Linked DNA regions of Mus musculus: region 2 is linked to region 1. The links are chromatin loops, found by intact Hi-C in ENCODE. Cell type or tissue: left cerebral cortex. All regions are shown on one strand. Each heading gives the region's core, and the rest is flanking DNA. Links, peaks and the distances in the headings are about the cores only. Region 1 has its middle 36 kb from the start of Gm39843. Region 2 has its middle 14 kb from the start of Gm39842.

The links. A loop is a pair of places that touch in the nucleus more often than their neighbours do. Peaks named below come from ENCODE experiments on the same cell type or tissue, not always from the same donor. Only the 100,000 strongest peaks of a DNase experiment are listed, where the experiment ranks them.
Region 2: it touches region 1 in a loop (5-fold over the local background); 2 of 42 quality-filtered maps call a loop at or near these places.

What each region holds. Positions count from the first base shown.
Region 1 is chr2:70,957,288-70,960,205 of GRCm38, forward strand. No RefSeq gene overlaps it. Among named protein-coding and RNA genes, the nearest start is that of Gm39843, 36 kb to the left of the region's middle. In left cerebral cortex, for the core only: no CTCF peak of the experiment used is centred there; DNase peaks (open chromatin) are centred at 1,416, 1,864 and 2,337; H3K27ac peaks cover 1,585 bases.
Region 2 is chr2:70,851,332-70,854,249 of GRCm38, forward strand. No RefSeq gene overlaps it. Among named protein-coding and RNA genes, the nearest start is that of Gm39842, 14 kb to the left of the region's middle. In left cerebral cortex, for the core only: no CTCF peak of the experiment used is centred there; DNase peaks (open chromatin) are centred at 1,691 and 2,244; H3K4me3 peaks cover 546 bases; H3K27ac peaks cover 1,236 bases.

The DNA of each region.
Region 1 (2,918 bases), core at 212-2,711:
AACAACAGAAACCCTATCTTCTAGAAATTCAAAGTGGATCGTGCGTATTAAAATAAATGAGCGCCGTGAAGGAAGAACTGTGAGAAGCGAGAAAAGTAATTACCCTTGGAGGCAGAAATTTTCCTCTTGCTTCAGGGCCGTGTGCTACGCAGGCAATTTCAGCCATTTTCTCTCAGGTGATTTTTAGTACTGAGTTCCCAGCGCTGCCCAGGGGTGCCGTGGTCTCGCTCACCTGCAGGAGCTGCATGCCGCTAAAGATGGATGGAGAGGGACCATTCTGTTAGGCAGGACAGGGCCTCGGGAGGGAGACATGTTACTCCAAGGAGGCAGAAATCAAGAGAAATGAGGCAGCGACTGCGTGATGCTGCTTGTGCTAAGTACTGAACAGTGAAAAAGAAAAATTTAAACCGCACTAATGCAATCAACTCAATAGCATCTCATCATTAATTTTAGGAACTCACAGCGTTTAGAGCAGTTTTCCCCAGTGAAAAGGCCTTAAAAGCCCGAAGGGTTAGTGCACCTCCCACGGTGGTTTTTGAAACAATCCTACTTGATATACAAAGATTAACTGAGGAAAACTTAATTGCTACTTTTTTTTTCCTGTAATGGACTAGGAAGTAGCTCTGAAAAGGAACTATAGGTTGAGAACATTGCCAAGGAATTTGTGTAAGTATAGCAAAATGCACATTTTTCCTGGATCCAGTTTCATTAGCCCATGTAGAAGAGATGAGGTTGGTGTTTGTTGGTGTCGGGGAACCTATCAAGGGTCATCTTCTTTGTAACATCTGAGAGCAAAGCTCCCTGCACCCCCCACCCACCCCCACCCCGGCGCCGGGGGGGTGGGCTCTCTGCTTTCCTTAGTAGCTGCTTGTTAAAGAAAATCATGTTTAAGACACAGAACACACAGAACACTGAGATGCCAAGTTCACAGGTATCTGGACACTGTGACTACTTCAAGTCCAATATTGATCCCACCCACACCCTTTCTGCAGTGCTCATCTGCCTCTCTCTAGCTCAGTGGTTCTCAACCTTCCTAATGCTGCAACTCTTTAATATAGTGCTTCATGCCGTGGGGACCTCCATCCATAAAATTATTTTCACTATTACTTCATTAACTGTAATTTTGCTACTGTTACGAGTTGGAATGCAACAACCAGTGTTTTCCGATGGTCTTAGGTGGCCTCCTGTGAAAAGGTCGGTTGACTCCAAGGTGGGGCTGTGCCCACCGGTTGAGAATCACTACTCTAGCTTCTCCTTCTTAAAGGTTAAGTGGTTGTGAGGCCGCAGGCAACAGAGAATCAATAGCTGTTGTTTTAAGTTCTTGGCCAAGCAGTGGCACCTGTAGCTTGCCTCTGACAGCTCCAGCGGCAGCTGAGGGTGGGCTGTCTTCAACCATCTGGAGATTTTAATGTGTTCCACCCATCTCATACCAATGTGTTTTGTCCAAGCTGGGTTTACTGTGCTCTGAGCCCTTTGAGGTGGTGTTCAGGGGAGCTGTGCTCTGTAGCCTCCTGCATAGGCCTCGCAGGTGTGCTTGTGTCTTTTCCAGCTGATGCTATTTTTCTTGACCTCGCCCCCCTCTCCCTCCCCCCCCCCCGCCCCCGTAGGCTCTCACCCGCACAGCTATTATCACTTGCTTGTTGCTGCACTTTGCTGATTCATACTCATAGGAAAAAGTAATTTTGTCTTCAACACCTCTTCCTTGTCATTTAAGGCCTATGTTAATGAAAGGCAGATTTTGGCACCTACTCTCCTCTATAGCTCTGAGGCCATAACACAGGTTTATTAAAAAAACGAAGATGCAAGAGTTCTTTTACTTCCATTTATATCTATAACCCCATGCAAACCAGCGTGCAGGGTACCTTTGCGCCTTTCGAATCCCAGACCGTATTCCAAAAAAGGATCCACATTTCATGTTTGAATTGGCATTAATGTGTCATTCATGTACACACAGGCTTTAAATAAAGATGTTTCATGCATGCTTTCTTTCTGACACCTCCCGACTTCACAGATTTTTTTAGGTTACAGTACAGCCAAATCCCTCTGAAGATGTTTTAAGGGCCTTTTCCCTTCCTTGAATTTTCCTTTTAACTTAAAGTGAGGAGTACGCAAGTGCTGTGTGCTCTGCTAGGAGGTACGCCAGGTTCAAGGCTGAGCCTGTGGGGTCTCCGGGATGGGAGCAGGGGGTTGGGGGTGGGGCACAGCTGAGCAGACTCAGAATGCTGCAGAGAACTGATTGAGGGGTTTTGCTCTGTCATTCCTCACGGGTCACCTCCCTTCCCTCCTTCCTTTCCATTTTATAACCCAGTCAAGTGTGACCTACTTTTTTCACTGAATGACCGGATCTTCGATGAGCAGGAGGATCCTTGAGGGTTCTACGAGCCAAGCTCCCACAAGCTCTGCACCACATTTAGAGGCTCTCTATTCCTCAGTGTTTTTCCCAGCAGCCTGTGAACCCACAAATGAAAAGGATTTTGGAGTAAAGGCAATTCCAGGTCTACATCCTGACTCTGTCACTTAATACCTCTAATATCCTGGGCGAGTTACCGAGGATTTCAGAGCACCCGCCTCATCTGTTAAATGGCCCCAGTAACAGCTAATTCATAGGCTCTTGGGAATCAAATGAAGTACCTACTGTATACAAAATCAGCACTCAGAGCTGAATGGAGAGTAGTGAAGTGGTTCAATGGGACCTGGAACCTATTCTTTTCCTGGGAGACTCCCAGGCAATACCTTTCCCACAGCACAGTACTGTTGTTCTCTCAGTGTCTCAAAAAGCATTGAAAAAGTACATGTTGAGTGCTGTGTGCACGCTGCCTTGTAGATTGTAGACGCTATTATTAATAACAACACCTCCCATATTCAGTGCTTAGGATTTACAATGTGCTTCCACAAGAGGGGAAAGTACCCTCAACGTG
Region 2 (2,918 bases), core at 218-2,717, 110 kb before region 1:
CGCCACCAAACCTGACAGCCAAGCTCAGGCCAAAGATCTCATATGGTACAAGGAGAGAACCAACTATTGCAGGTCACCTTGACTTCCACATATGTGTTGTGGTGCATGCACATACACATCATCACGTATACATACATACTAAATACATAGAAGTCTTTAAAAAAAAATCATTGAAGTTTAAGAGCACCGAGAGTAATGAAAAGCCAGATGAAATCCATGTGTCCAATCCATTCGGTTGACGCAGGAGAACTCTCTGGTAGGCTCTCAGTAAAATTGTGGTAAGTTCTGAAACATCAGTCTTCATGAGAGCTCCAAAACACTGTGGCTTATGCAGTGACTGGACAGACTTAAAAGCTCATTTTATAAAGTCCTAATATGCACATGAAGACCCACCAATATACCTTATTGGAACACAATGCAGAACATTGTTCATGACATATAAAAAAAATTACAACAAACTCATCTATATCGTTTGTGTTTAATAATTAATTCTAGTTTACAAGGAGGAAAATGAAGACATATGAAATAAAAAGCTATTGTAAAAATGATCTGAAGTCAATCAGCATTGCATCCTAAGCGAGATTTCCATGTAACCAGACTTGAAAGTCTTCAGAATTCAGAATTGGAGTTGGGACTTTATGTGCCCTAGACAAATGCTCTGAGCTACACTACCAATCCTGTGCAACCAGATAGTTGCAATGAAATTTAAATTAAATGTAAAATTAGCTCAACTAGTAGACGTATAATTTTAAGATTTCAAACATCTCTTAACTGCAAAATGTCAATGAGAGATAGATTGGCATATGGGAACACAGCTTATTTATTACATAAACCAATTCATTTATTTAAATGTTAGACGTTCCATGGATGGCAGCTAAAGACATTCTGTCCCTGGATCCTTAGTCCAAAATCTCTACCATGAGAAATGGTTCAATGTGAGGAGGCATTCATTAGCAAATAACAGGAGATGTGCCCTTCCTCCTCCCCCTACATCCCAAGAAGTTGCAAGGTAAACAGTGACAAAGACCACAGGTTTCCTGTGGCTCTGTCTTAGCATGTGACTTTTATCCTCATACTGTCATTTTGTGGTCAAAAGATGGGTATCTCGTCTTTAGTATGATACAGAAATTCCAAACAAGAAGAAAACAACACAGTGAAAAAAAAAAAAAAAAGAACGTGTGAAACCTCCATTAAGCTACATGGATGTACAATCGTACAATCGTACAGCCAACCGTACAGCAGCTTTCCAGCACTTGAGAGGCAGAGGCGAGGGGTGGGGGTGGGGTGGGGTGGGGGTGGGGTTGCTACAAATGTGTGTGTGTGTGTGTGTGTGTGTGTGTGTGAGAGAGAGAGAGACAGAGAGAGAGAGAGAGAGCGAGCACTCCAGGTTTTGCCAAGTCTACATCATAAGGACCCCCTCCCCAAAAAAAAGCCTCCACTTAGTGAGGGAAAGATTCTGGTAATATATTCACAGGTCATATGTTTCTGTCAGATTTACACAATGAAGACATTCTCGCTGCTGTCAGTAACGCTCCGCTTTTTCACAGAAGCTTCTCTGCTACCCTTGGAACGGCAAGGCTACTTGGGAGCTCAGATTATGGGGAAGTTAAACTGAGGATACATTCAGTTTGAATTCAGTGGGATATATTTAGGAGGTTCACAGTCACTTCTGCGCGCACACTTGAGTTAGTGCCAGCCATGAAAGCGCAGGGATCTTTTTCAGGAAAATCCCTGCTGCCCACTGCGGTAACTCATCTGGCCCTGTGGAAGGAAGGTAGAGAGCAGAGGGCTCAGCATCAGCTCCTTCCCGAACTGCAGGGAGAGCACAGAGATAGCAACTGTTAAGTGAGTGTCTTCATTCATCGAGGATTCCATTAGTCACCGACAAGAGTGCTCCGGATGCTCTGAAACCTGACAAAGAAACTTGATACGGGTTTCCAACATCTGACATTAATCGGGAAATTTTACACGACATTCCCATTAACTTAGGATGTTGCCACGATTCGTGCATGATTTATCCACACCGAAACTCACGTGGAGATTTGATTTTTCAATGTAAGGATGTTAAGAGTGAGTTAGGTCAAGGGGCTGTGCCCTCGTGGGTGGAAGAGTGTTTGAACTAGCCACACTAGGGGGCCAAGCACCAGCCAGGTGGCCTGGGAGTGAGGTGGCCTTCTTGGGACTGGATCAGTTTCCTTGGGAGCAGGCTATTTTAAACCAAGGTGACCACTCATGCTTAGCCTCTTCCACAAACACACTCTCTACTCTCAAAAACATTCCTGCCATCTGCAGCGAGGCTCGTACCAGAAGCTAGGCAGATGCTGTGCTCCACCCTAGTATATGAGAACTGAGCTAAACAAGTCTATAATCTTTATTCATTATCTAGCCTCAGGAATTTTGTTACAGCAACCTAAAGGAACTAAAATAAAAAGACTTAGAAGATTCTCTAAGATTATAGTCCATAATAAAACAAATCCACTAAAGAAAATCTGGATTATCTTTCTACATTATGTAAAATGCTCTCTAAAATGTGAGCTTTTTACCTGTGCCTGAGAGTTCATGCGCATACTCCCAGCTGACAAGAGGAGGGTTGCTGCGAATTTGAGGTCAGTTTGGACTCCACTGAATAAGATAATGCCTTAACAGCAAACAAATAAATAAAGGAAATTTTATACAGTGTTGGAATTGCAGATGGTGCCTCCATGCCTAGCAAAGAGCAACATTTGTTTCTAATTTTGTGTTTTCTTTTCTTTCCTTTTGTTCCCAACGAATTCCCTTTACCTCTTTGCCTGTAAACCCTGTAGCTTTCATACCACTGCCTGTGTGCCTCAAGGGTCCCCGAGAGTCCTCATATGTAGAGCAGTCTCCAAGTTCCTTTGGGTTGCTTTCACATTCTTGAAACATGAAAAGTGTTAGTG